Regions from separate parts of the Homo sapiens genome. Here region 1 is linked to region 2. The links are chromatin contacts, found by Hi-C or POLR2A ChIA-PET in ENCODE. All regions are on one chromosome and are shown on one strand. Each heading gives the region's core, a stretch centred on a gene start or an enhancer-like site at or near the end of the contact. The rest is flanking DNA. Distances are from core to core; before and after follow the strand shown.

Region 1 (6,704 bases), core at 66-2,565, 74 kb after region 2:
TTACGGGATATTAGTGAAGTTTTCGTTCACCAGCTATTGAAATCTCAAGTGTATAATTAATAGGAGTTGTAAAGGTTTAAATCGATTTCTATCAGTATCTATTAGAGGATGAGCTGTATTAGATAATGCATCGCAGATTTCCCAGGCAAATGAGAGGGACTTTGCTCTCTGAGAAATGTCATTCTGAAGAGAGGTCGGAAGAGTGGAGAGTAAACAGCTTGAGAGAGCTGCAAGGATGCATTTCCTAGCCCAGAGGATGGTTACGTCTTTGAGTGAATGACTGAAGGAGACTGTGAGGTCCATTCTTGGAAGAGCCTTGAAGACAGGGGAGTGGAAGAAATAAACAGAGAGACAACCCCGATGCAGACTCCGCTTTCAGATGCTCTTCTCTCTCGGAGCAGCATTAGGTAAAAACGGCTCAAGAAATGCAATGGTATGGATGAACGCAGTGAAATTACATTACAATTATTTTTAATCATTTAAATTCCCTTCTTGTCTCATGCTTTTTATGTTAACATCATGTAGAATTTTGCTGAGGTGTGTTTTCCTAAGGTTTAGAATTCTGGTCAGTCTTTATATGTCAAGATTAATTGCATCGTTATGGGAAGCATACTTGAGACTCAAGTGCAGGGAGACAGAATGAAATAAAATTCTATACCATCCTGTCTCCTGATTTGTGCAGCAGCCTCGTAATTATTTCCAGTAAACCTTTTCCTCCCTACCCTTCTTCCCCTGGTTCATTGTTCGTAATAATGATAGCGTGGAAAACCCCAAACGAAGCTCACCAAAAAAGGAAAAAAAATACAGAAGAATCAAATTCACCCTCAGAGCTCTAAAAGAAAGAAAGAAACAAACAAAACAGAGCAATGCAACATCCTGGGACAACTCTTCCTGCCTCCTCACATAAGGTAGCCCCACCTCGACCCTTCCTGTCTCTCTCCCAAAATCCAATTATTTGTGACAATTAAGAGAACAAATGCAGAGGCATACACTTCCTTACTGCTTGCTCCTTGACTTCCGGCAAGGAAAAGCCAACGTATTAGAAGAGATGAGCATGAAGAAAGTAAGGAGGGGGCATTCTAATCGTTTCCATCTGGAAGATGTTCTTGAAACAGGGATCTGTGTCCCTGGTTCTTGCACATTTTAAAACAGAAGAAAACATGCCTCTTTCTGCCCATGCAATGTGATAATAGAAAGCAAACAAAGCGAGAAATCCATTCTATTTTCGCAAGCAGTTTACGGAATGGGGAAACCCATGACCCTCTGCCTCCTTTTTTTTTTTTTTTTTTTTTTGTGAATACGATTAAGACTGCTGGGAGATTTGGCTGGTCTTCCCTGCTCTGAAATGACAGGTTGTGGTCTTGGACTGCAGGCAGGTCACACCTTCAGAGCAGCTCCTAGTCCCGAACTGACTGCGCCCCTGTGAGGGCCACACCGATTTCCATAATGAGACGTGACAAGCAGTGCTACTTTAATCCTGCCTTTGAGGTGGGAATAGAATACAAAGCAAAACACACTCTGATTTCCTCACCAGGCCATGGGAAGTGGCTACACGATTTCAGCTTAACCTAGTTCGTTTTATCATGTGCCGCAAAAGATGCAATTTGTGGGAAATAACAATGTTAGAAAAACCTACGGATGTGAGGTTGCAAAATGGAAACGGAGCATGTGTGAGTTGTGTGCCTTCTGCGGAAAACAGGCCTATGCGTTGGAAAGGAGTGTTGGGCTGTTGGACTTGTGTGGGGCATGTTGCGCTGTGGATGTGCCTTGGTTGAGCTGCCCCCAAAGCAGTTTGCAGTGGCTCAGGTCTTCCAACACAGGGGCTGGGACACAGCTTGCCCTGCAGGAAAACATGGCACATTATCCCTTGTTTCCAGATACGGGTCTCTTTTTAACTTGTGGGTTGTCATAGCACCGTTTATTTCTTTCTTAAAACAGTTTTCTTGAATCACATTTAACTATTCAAAAACATTGCCCTGATACTGATCATTTCCTTAAACATTTAAATAGCCCAACTCACAGAGACTCCCCCTACACACACTTGCACCCGTGTGCACACACACAGATACACATGCATGCACACCCCCACCACGCACCACATGCACTCCCCCCCCCCACACACACACTTTCCTGCATGCACATGCATGCGCGCACACGAGCCCCCATCAGAGCCATGGTCTGATCAGCAATTGATGCTGAAGAAAGAACCCAAGAGAGGAAGCTACTGGCCCAGCGTCATCCTATTGACTCTTGAGAGAGTCAGGGTTGGTTTGCAAAACCATGCTTTCCACATTTTGCTGTTTTTCAACATTTATTGAGTGTTCTGTAGATCAGGCACTGTTAGGCAGCTTATGGGTAATTTCTTTAAGAAGAATAAGTAGAAAGGCAAATGCACACACACAAAGGAATCCCCCTGACCTTGGGGGTGGTGGGCGTCTTAGGTCCCAGCTCACCTATTAGAGGCCCCGGGGCAGCCTTCCTGGAAAAGCTGGGAGGAGTTTGTTGGAGCCCCCTTCCCCTCTAAGTTCCTTGCTTCTTCTCTCCGAAGGTCTTTTCCTGACACTTAGCCCACCCAGCCCTGAAACCCCCCTGCCTCTTCTGCACCAGCCCAGACCCACAGGGCCCTCCAGGCCTGCTCTCAGGGAGCCCCCAGGAGGGAAGTGAGCTGATTAACCAATTCACACTCAGCTGCTAATGGGTGGTAATGACTTCAGAGGTTTGCCCTACTCTACCCCTGCAGGGTGCTACATTTCAAAAGCCATGCCAGCCAGGAAGAAGCCTTTCATCCAACCAGATGAATGATTAATAACGTCATTCCACAAATTGGTGGCAGATGATGCCACTCAAATCATATTACATAAGTCCACCCTGCCTATTCATCAAACAAAGTCCTAGTCGGAGCACATACACATTCATTCATCCATTCACTCATTCCACAGTTTCAATGAATGTCTCCTATGTAATAGGAACAGGGGACCCAAAGAGAAAAAAATACACTCTGCCTGCCCAAAGGAGGCTCCCAGCCAAAGAAATGAAACAGAGCTATATACTCAAAACATAGGCCAAATGCTCTAACACATAAAGAGAGCCGTGGGTGCCTTGAGGAGGTAGCAGGTAACGAAGGGACTGATTTTCCACTTCTATGTGTCTCTGTCATGACCACAGCCCTGACGCCACCTGAAATTCTGCACGGAGGCCAGGCACGGTGACTCACGCCTATAATCCCAGCACTTTGGGAGGCCCAGGAGGGTGGATCACCTGAAGTCAGGAGTTCGAGACCAGCCTGGCCAACATGGTGAAACCCTGTCTCCACTAAAAATACAAAATTTAGCCAGGTGCTGAGGCAGGTGCCTGTAATCCCAGCTACCTGGGAGGCTGAGACAGGAATTTCTTGAATCCGGGAAGTGGAGGTTGCAGTCAGCCAAAATTGCACCACTAAACTCCAGCCTGGGCGACAAGAGTGAGACTCCGCCTCAAAAAAAAAAAAAAAATCTGCACATCATGAAGCCAAATCCTCCAAGCCTGACTCCAGCATAACTTCTGTTATTTAACCCTCCGGTTTGGGGCCAATCACCCACCCAGTTTAACTCGCCTTGGAGGGTTTCTCCAACTCTGGGAGGACAGTGAACTCACCAAGGTAACCAACCTCAAGGCACATTAGAGGTCAGCTTAACAGAGCCTGGTGTCCACTGTGCAGAGGATAGCTGTCCCCAAAAGCCAGCACACAAATCAGTCCAAGGGGACAGCCCAGCAGTTTGGATTTTGCCTGGGAGTGATGGGTTGCTGACAATTTGGGATTCCCCCTACAAACGTAAGAATGAGATCAACATGTTCAGATTTCAATTCAACGAACAGCCCTTCCTAAGCTCCGAGTAGCACACGCTCACTGTCTCTCCTACACATGTCCTTCTGGCACCTCCTCACCAGCAGGAACATGACCGTGATCAGTCCATGTCCAACAGATGGACAGTGCACATTATGCAGAAGACCAGGATACATCTTTTCTTCTTTTTTTTGGGGGGATGGAGTCTCGCTCTGTTGCCTAGGCTGGAGTGCAATGGCGCAGTCTAGGCTCACTGCAACCTCCGCCTCCCAGGTTCAAGCGATTCTCCTGCCTCAGCCTCCCGAGTAGCTGAGACTACAGGCATGTGCCACCATACCTGCTAATTTTTGTATTTTCAGTAGAGACAGGGTTTCACCATGTTGGCCAGGCTGGTCTCAAACCCCTGACCTTGTGATCCGGCCACCTTGGCATCCCAAAGTGCTGGGATTATAGGCGTGAGCCCGCACCTGGCCACATCTTTTTTTCCTCACATTTTTGGTGGTGGGGTGAATGGGGCTAAGTTGCTTCAGGGACTTGGGAGGCAGAGTCCTGGGAAGGTACTTGAAGACCATCCATGAAAGAGTTGGTCCAAATCGCTTGTCATATATATGCCCTGAAGTGTAAAGAGGTGAGCAAAAGCATTAAGTACATGTTTAATATTTCAACAGCTAATATTTTCATTTAGGTCTTATTTACGCTATAGTAGAACTGTGATTTCTTAGAATCTTTTTATATGCAAATCTGACAGAACACTAGGGCTCTTGTACAATCAGGCTATTTCATATGCATGTTGTATAGCGTGGCTGTATAGAATGGGGGGGAAAGTACTGAATTAGAAATCAGGAAATATGAGTTCTGGTCCTGTATGTGTGATTAACCTCTTTGAGACTCAATTTCCATATCTTAAAAACAATGTTAGATTAATGATCTCTTAGGTGCTTCTCAGCTCTAACATGCAATGACATGGAGCATAATTTGACTATTTAAAATTAGTGTAGGCATCAATAATTATTGCAGCTTTGTTTTTATGACATACTGTTTCAATCATGAACATATCATTTATTTGATATCAATTTTTTTAAGGAATGCAATCTCCAACTAAAACTTTTTTTGAGAAAAATATCCAGACAAACCACATGAAATTGCTTATATTTGACCATTTTTGACTGAACAAGTGGTAATTTTATGTGGTTCAACCTAATAGTATCTTTTTTTTTTTGGAGACAGTCTCACTCTGTCACCCAGGCTGGAGTGCAGTGGTGCAATCTCGGCTCACTGCAGGCTCCGCCTCCCGGGTTCATGTCATTCTCCTGCCTCAGCCTCCCAAGTAGCTGGGACTACAGGCACCCGCCACCAAGCCTGGCTAATTTTTTGTATTTTTAGTACAGATGGGGTTTCACCGTGTTAGCCAGGATGGTTTCGATCTCCTGACCTCGTGATCCGCCCGCCTCGGCCTCCCAAAGTGCTGGGATTACAGGCAACCTAATAGTATTTTTTAAAAAGACCTACTTTAAGGCAAGATTTCCAGACATATGGGTGATTTTCTTTTTTTTTTTTTTTGAGAAGGAGTCTCGCTCTGTCGCCCAGGCTGGAGTGCAGTGGCACGATCTCGGCTCACTGCAAGCTCCGCCTCCCAGGTTCATGCCATTCTCCTGCCTCTGCCTCCTGAGTAGCTGGGACTACAGGCACCCGCCACCACGCCTGGCTAAGTTTTGTGTTTTTTGTAGAGACGGGGTTTCACCGTGTTAGCCAGGATGGTCTCCATCTCTTGACCTTGTAATCCGCCCGCCTCGGCCTCCCAAAGTGCTAGGATTACAGGCGTGAGCCACTGCGCCTGGCCGACATATGGTGATTTTTTAAAAATTATGTGAAAATCTGCAGTGAACACAGAGAAAAAGGATGTGTTATAAAATCTATTCACTGTAATTTTCCACACATTTTATATCTTAAAAATGAATAAAGTTTTCTCTGCTCATATTCTCTTCCTATTAAATAAAACCTTACCACCATTTACAAAGTTCTTCATAGTTTAAAGCAGCTCTTACGTGCTGTTATTTTATAACGTCCTTAAGAAGTGGGTAACAGCATCATTCCAATGTCACAAAGAGGAAACTGAGGCTGAAGAAGTTAAGTCATCTGCTCAAGACATCAGAATGGGGTCTGGACTCCAGCCAAGATAACAGCGTCCCAGAGGTCTTGCTCTCTCCCCTTCTGCCAGATGTGCAGCCCGTGAATATCAGCACATTAGCAAAGATACAATCTTTCTGATCACCGAACGCACTGAAATGGGGTCTCCTAGTGACAAATGTGATGAACACGCATTGAGACGAGAGCTACTGTCTTCGTCTTTCTTCTCTTAGTGTCACTCCAGAGCCGACAGAGCTGGTGGCTTGTGCATCCCAACCCCCACCCCCCCTTCCTGGGAGTTCTTGGCTCCCCGTAGGGGGGGTGCTGTTCCAGGAGCCACTGAAACTTCTGCTTCAGGAGATTTGTCCAGTGCCACGGAGCCAGGTCTCACATGCCACCAAAGGGCTTCCTGGAAATGTTCCAATAACATGGATCTTGCCAAGGGGACAGTAAATTTCTATCAGAAAAAATGTGATGCTTTGGCAAAAACCAGACCTTGAGAACACATTGATCATGTCAATTTCCCACAAAAGAGCGTGGTAAAGGGAAACACAGCACTGCCGATATTTACAGTTGCTGAAACAGTGAGATGACAATTCACAAATCAATCCATGTAATTAAAGCCAACGTGCTGGCCAGGGTGACCGTCAAGGGAACATCTGAGCGAGAGCCCCATTGTTTACCCGATTAGAACCTGACATGCAAACCAGGGCAAGGGGCTGCGGGGACGACTCAGAAGAACCAGGTCTCTCTA
Region 2 (6,980 bases), core at 2,593-5,092:
TTAATTTCACTAAACTCTAAATTTTAAGGGTTATTTTGAAGCAACAAATTTCACTATTTCTTAGTATCTATTTTTTATTGGTGTGTTAAAGTACAAAATAAGTAAATCAAATCCTACCACAAACCAGAAAAATTAATGGAATCATTGGAAATCAAGTATTCAATTGGAGCTTAATAATCCATCAGCTTCTGAAAACACTAAGCAGTGAAGAAGCAGCTCATGGATCCTGTTCCAGCGACTTTTGTGATAATAATATCAAATAATAAAAAATTAAAAAAAGTACAAGAGGTTAACAATATAATCGTTTGGGTTTACCATCAGATATACTTGCCCATGGATTACTTCTTGAATTCTAGCCCTGAATCGAATTGATTTCATAGAATGGTATAAAATGTTTATAAAGTCTCTCCTCTGTCTTGCAGGGACTTGCGTTTCAGATCAGATGATGCTTTTCATGTATGTCCAGCAGCAAGAGAGTCCTTCACTGGTGAAAAATCACGGGCCTCAGAGCAGATTTTAGTTCATCTTTCATTTCAAAGCACTCCTTAGATATCTGCAAATTAAATCCCCTAATTTGGTGAGGACGCCCAGCTTCCCAAATAACAAGGCTTTTCCTTTGATTCTAACCAAGTGAGCCGGCCCTGCAAAAGCCGGGGTGCGTGTTCTGGCTCCAGGCTTCTGAGCAGCCTTTCTCCCCACGCTGCAGCTTTTCAGTTAGGAAGTCAGAGAGAAGGAAAGAGAACTATTTCCAATTCAATCACGAGCATGTCTACGCACCACTGAAGACAGACCTTTGTCCTGTTGCTTTCCAAACTTTAAATGTGAATTTTTCTTCTTATGATGACTGGTGTACTCTGTTATTCTGAAAAAAGAAAAAGCCATAAGCACCCTGAAGTGAGGCTTTCACCTGATACTAATTTTCTTCTTCGTTATAAGGCTATTGTTTGTTTGAACAAAGAAATAGGAGCCATTGGTGGCTGTTTACATTATAGGAATGAGGGCAGCGATGGGGGAGGAGGAGGGGACCTTTTCATTAATGAGCTGGGGACATTGATTATGGGGACACACTAAAGACTAAAAGGGACACCTATATTTCTACATTCTTTCCATGCAAGTAATATATGATCTTTATCATCTGTTAAACACCACTCACATATTTCAGGTGGCTGTAGGTTGATTGCTAACATTTAGATTAAACAAGCAGTTAGAGTCTGATGTTTAAAATAAAATAAGACAAGCCCTTGAACTCTGGGACCAGGTATGCCCCGTTATCTGGTCGTACCTGAACGAGCCTGTGTTGAGCACCCAAGGCCGCTGGGCACGTCTGTGGATGTGGGGTTTCAGGCTCAACCCACTCGAGGAGCAGGGGGCTTTTGGGAGGTGGCAGCCTCCTATACAAAACGAGCTGCCAGTAAATATTTATAGAACAAAGAAATGCATGAATTTCTCCTGAATTAAACATGATACATTTGTACAGAGCATAGTTCACTTTCATTTCAGTGACCCAAAATCCTGCTGAAAGTGTTCTTCCGAAACCTCAGAGCAGGAATGCTTCCTGTGCTTGGAAACTCCCTGGAGACACCTCCAATCGGAGTAAGCAGCAGAATTATCTGCACACTCATAGTCTTGCAGTCGAGTATTTTTACTGAAAAAAAAAAAGCCGTCTGTTTGAATAGGAAACGATGATATCATGTGACTGGCTTTCTCCTGCCACCCACTAATTTGACAACAGATCAGATCAGAGGAAAAGTTACTCAAGTCAGAATTTTTTTAAAAAAATCTTTTGGGAACAAACTCATAAATGGAAGAAAGGGGAGAGTAACAAATGCAGACTGAATACATGGCAGGTCCAGGCTTTTACTATCATTGTTTTTAGCTCACCAGGTAATCAAAGCATAAAACAAAGGGTGATTTGTCAAAGCTTATGCTGTTGTCCCTGAACCACCAAGGGGGGGGTGGCTGCTGGACTAATTCGCTTCACGTGGGAATCAGTGTTTACCATTTAAGGGTCCTGATAGAAAGTGCACGATTTTCAAACTGGAAAACATAAATAATAACGCGTGTTGCCACTAAAGTAGTGGCACCTTGCCGTATTTCTCTTCTGAATGGAACAACCTACATTTCAAAGGACAGTCTCCTTCCACATGTAAATATTTATTTGCTTGCTGCTGAGGAGTGTCAGGAAGTACTAAAGAACGGTGTTTAGAGTTTCAGAAGCAAATTGCTTCTGCGCACGCCTTGAGTCACTGGATTCTGTTGAGCTCTCTGCCTCTACGTCAGGGCTTCATTAATCTTTTCTTTTCTTAAAAAAATAGAAAAGCTTTTCATTTATTGCTTCTAGGAAGCCAGGTGCATTGCAGTGGATCTCTTCGGCAGAATCACTGCTTTGTGTGAATATTTATTGTGTAATTATTGAGCACCTACCATGTGCAGGGCAAGGCGGGGGGCACCCAGGCGTCCACTCTCCTGCAGAAGTCCTGGGTCCCAGGCCCGCATCTTTGGGGCCACCTTCAACTGGGAGGGTGTTCGCTTTTCTGTGACACAGAGAGGCTTAAATCCCTCAGTGATTTAAAAATCTCGTCTGTGAGTCCAAACTGCTAGGTTGGCAGCCAGGAAGAGAAAGTTCCCAGGATTTTCAGTGGCTGAAGTTCTGGGCAAACAGCATTTGCACAAAGGAGGGGGCGAGGAAGGGGTGCAGGGAGGGCTCTCCAAGTGCCTGTTCGGCATCAGTTTACAAGTGTGCTTAGGTTGTATTTAGATGTTACGATGATTTTAAAAGTGAAATTTTGGCATTTTGCATTCAATCCTGACTAAAGCTCTTTGGTATATCGACTTAAAAGGTCTTCAGATTGCCAAGATTTTGCAGCTTGGATAATATCTTTGGAAAGGTTAAATGAGTCCATTTTCTGGAGCTTTCGTCAGCACAAGCCCATGATTCTCTGCCCTGCTGAGAAAGGAGGAGGCGAGCTGAGTTCTAGCAGATCCCCTGCTTCCGTCTCCCTCGGGCGAGCCTGTGTCTTCCGTCCCAGGAAGCCCGCTGCCGAGAAGCTGCCGCGGGTACATGCATTTCCACCTGGGCGCTTCGTTGCGTGTGAAGAAGGCCGGACGACGTCTGTTGGTGTGGCCGCAGCCTTTCAAGACATTTTAGCAACATCTGAAAGGAGAACTCCACACAGGAGCCCAGGCCTGCAGCAGGGGGCGCGCCTGGCCTCAGAGCAAACACAAAGACCAGAGGCAAACTGGTGGGGAAACGGACCTGCTCCCCAGCACGTGGGGGGCGGGTGGGGGGGGGGAGCTCACAGCGAGCGCTGGGGAAGGGCTGGAGGTCTGCAGGCCCGGCCTCCCTCCTGAGATGGGGAGAAGGGCGTCTCCCCCAAGGTGCTTTCCGTTCTGTGCCTGTCGGTGGGAACACGTCCCTGAGCCCACAGACGGGTGCCCTCCCAACACCTGCGTGGCATCTGAGGGTGGCAGGCAGCCCTGGGCCCTTCCACTTCAGGCCAGCCCGCCGGAAAGCCCGCGAGCTCCTCTCCCAGCTGACCCGGGCCTTCCCTTTTCATCCCTCTTCCTCTCCCTCCCCGCCCCCCGCCTACACTCAACAATTGGTGACCTCCTTCCAACTGCTGTGAAGTGACTTGGGTGAAACTGGAGCCAGGGGCGGAGGAACAGCCCCCTCCTGCTCCCAGGAACTCGCAGGCACAGCCCTCTTGCAGGCTGCTGGCTTTTGTTTTTAAGAAGCACCGTGTATTTTCTCTAGCGCAGGCCACGCTCAAGTTCAGGGTATTAAGAAACTGCCGAGCTGTCACCTTCACCTCAGGGCATTCTTTCTATGTAGCGCCATGTGTACGAGCGAGATCTCCCAATAGCTACGCCGGACCCACTCCTCCCACAGTATCTGTGTGCTCCTCCCAGACATTTATGTGCACACATCTGCAGACTGTCGTTCTAAGGCTGGTAGAAAATATCAGAGAGCCTTTGGTCAAATGGCTAGAACAGACCTGCTGAGCCAGAGGAGAGAACCTAATTAATCTACAGAATGTTCTCAGCTCACCAGGATGTTGGGCAACAGGAACGTCCCAGGCCCTCCAAGGCCGAGGGAGAACAAAAAAGCGGCCTGTGATTCAGTCGGGTTCACACCGTGGAAGCCAGCTTCTCTGTAACCACCGAGACACGAGTCCTCCCACACAGGCCGCACCTGAGCCAGCAGCTGCCGCTGGCAGTCTCTGAACGCCTTATCACCTGGTCATGTGGCCTGAGCGTCAGGATATCTCATCCACATTTTTACTTTCCCTGCCATGTAATCAAATCTTTCCAAACCTTTAAAGAGTTAGGTGGGAAAAAAAAATCAAAGCCAAGTTTTGCATTACATCTCCTGTGTATTTTCAATCCATTACAACAGAAACCCAGAAGAGGAGAGGAAAAAAATTAGGGGTGGACATCTCTGGCATTTTTTTCCTGTGCCCCAGTGAACCCACGACTTCCTCCTCCTTCCCACCAGGGTTGGGAAAGTTCCCAATACTGTGATTATGATATACTATATTGGATACATTCTCTTTTCTTTTTTTAAGATAAAAGTTTTATTTCAGAGAGAAGCACAAAGCCCCAACTGTTGTGAACAAGGCAGGGATTTGTGGGGACTCTGAGACCTTCAAGAGGAAACAAAATGCATCAGCTTTTGATTAAGAAGAGGACACCATGGTCCCAGCCTCCACCTCTCATCTCCCTGGCCCCAGCCCATGGGTTCTCACGACCCTGGCAGAGGGCTCCTGGAGGCTCCTCCAGCCACATTCCTGCTGCCTCCCTCTCGGGCCCTGCTACTCTTATTAAATCATCTCCAGACCCTAAGCCTCCCTCCCCCATGCTGGATCAGTTTACCTCTGGATTCCCAGTTCAGCCATTGCCACGAGGTTCTTCCTTCTTCCCTCAAGACACAGCCCCTTGACCTCCCTCCATTCTGACTTCGGTAATCACCAACTCTGAGCAACCACATTCAGACTTCATCCATTCAATGTGCATTAAATGCCTATTGTGTGCCAAGTACAGTCCCCACACTTGGGGTGCAGCAGGCAAAAGGAGAGCCACGGGTTCATCGTCACAGGTTTCTGATGGCCACTTCTCGAGTTGATCCTCAGGTGGAATTGCCAGCCTTGGTGACAGGGCTTCCTGTACATCCATGCTTCCAACTCCAGGAAGACCCACCTCAGCTGGACAAGCACCTCATTCTGCACCTGTGGATTCCACAGTCCCACTGAGACACCAGTTCACCCCAGTTATCTCTAGAATGAGGCAGAGTTCAGGGAAACCACAAGAGTCAAGCTGACCCCCATCTTTCTGCACCCCTCTCCACCCATGACCCTCTCTAGATTGCATTTTCAATCTCCTCCCACGAATCCCTTCTCTTATTCCCACAACACAAGCTCACCTCTCCATGCCTTAGTAAACAAACCAACCAAGAAACAAAAAAAGAGCCCTCTGTTTTCGCTTCCCACCATCACATTGAAAAGAATAGTTCCCACTCTTCTGGCCTCCTACTGACTCTTAGATCCGTATAATCTGACATCCAGCTGAAACCTTCTGCCGTTATACATAATTGCTTTTTCAAAGATTATAGGACCAAATGACCCACGTTTATTTTAAATTTGGGTTTAGTATTCAATCACCGAGTCACTATATCCATCCTTACAACTCCTGTTCATGCCAAGGACCTTCATCTGAACTGTCACCACATTGGTAAAGGTCATGAGAGGAGATGCCTGGGGCTAGGTGTCCTAACCCGGGAGGAAATGCCAAGGACCTCCGACGGGGCAGAGGCAGAGGTAGGTTTAAATCCAAGCATAAAACCAGATTTTTAGCATCTAGGACCCCGAACCACACAAGTCCAGGTCTACTAGTTATCCATTGTTGCCTAACACTCATCCGGCCTTTAGAGGCTTAGACAACAATCAACACAGGTTATCTCACACAGTTTCTGCAGGCTGAGATTCAGGAGCACTTCAGCGGGGTGGTGCTGGCTCAAGGTCTCCCACGAGACCGCAGGCATGGTGTGGGTCAGGCTGAGGGCCTAAGGGTGACTTCCAGGCCGGCTCTGCCTCACCTGGGGTCTCAAAGGGCTGCCCCTCTGCCCTCAGGACACAGTGCTATCTTACTCCAGAATGGGAGATCAGACCACACAAGGCGGAAGCTGCAATGTCCTTAATACCATCATTCTGCATTACCTGTGGTAACACAGGTCCTCTCTGTTAGGTGTGAAATGGGGCTACACAGGTGTGAATGCTGGCATGAAGCTCCTTGGGTGCCATTTGGAGGCCACAGCAGGGTTAAATGGGACTCTGGAAGGGAGAGGGAAAATGGCTTTAGGAGAACCTGTTAATGGTTTCCAAACATGTTTTTTTCTTTTTCTTCTTCTTATTTTTTAAACTTTTTTTATTTATTTATTTTTTTAGATGGAGTCTCGCTCTGTTGCCCAGGCTGGAGTGCAGTGGCACGATCTCAGCTCGTTGCAACCTCCACCTCCCAGGTTCAAGCGATTCTCCTGCCTCAGCCTCCTGAGTAGCTGGGATTACAGGTACCTGCCACCACGCCCGGCTAATTTTTGTATTTTTAGTAGAGATGGGGTTTCACCATGTTGGCCAGGTTGGTCTTAAACTCCTGACCTCAGGTGATCCGCCCTCCTCGGCCTCCAAAGTGCTAGGATTACAGGAGTGAGCCACCGCACCCGGCCTATTTTTCTTATTTTTTTTTAAAGCAGAATTATTTGCTCAAAAACCTTGTTATCAGAATTACAGTTTATATCCAAATGAAAATACAGCCATCCTAGCTCAAGCCATGATGGGCTGAGGCTCATCTCCCCACACCCTGCCTTCTCCATCACCCCCAGTCAAGTGGTCTTGGAGACTTCTTCAGAGGACGAAGACTTCAGCCCGCAGGGTAGGAGGAAACGGGGCCTGCTTGACCGCTGGGACCCTGTCCATTAGGAACAGTTT

What was found. A loop is a pair of places that touch in the nucleus more often than their neighbours do. ChIA-PET counts read pairs that join two places held with the same protein, here RNA polymerase II (POLR2A). Pooled maps may share reads with other maps.
Region 1: a pooled map shows a loop between it and region 2 (2.0-fold over the local background). The contact joins the enhancer-like site here to the promoter of LINC00683 in region 2. A Hi-C loop is called at or near these places in 1 of 50 pooled maps. POLR2A ChIA-PET finds 5 or more read pairs at or near these places in 2 of 52 experiments (MCF 10A and activated T-cell).

What each region holds. Positions count from the first base shown.
Region 1 is chr18:76,540,687-76,547,390 of GRCh38, reverse strand. All of the region lies in intron 2 of LINC00908 (long intergenic non-protein coding RNA 908), which reads right to left. Among named protein-coding and RNA genes, the nearest start is that of LINC00908, 15 kb to the right of the region's middle. Within about 2 kb of position 1,315, at least 2 of the 41 ENCODE cell types and tissues checked have a DNase peak (open chromatin) inside an H3K27ac peak, as active enhancers do.
Region 2 is chr18:76,616,639-76,623,618 of GRCh38, reverse strand. LINC00683 (long intergenic non-protein coding RNA 683) reads right to left here and starts at 3,842. Exons shown (of 2, transcript NR_120419.1): 1 at 2,425-3,842; 2 at 60-862. LINC01927 (long intergenic non-protein coding RNA 1927) reads left to right here. Exons shown (of 5, transcript NR_110784.1): 5 at 423-838.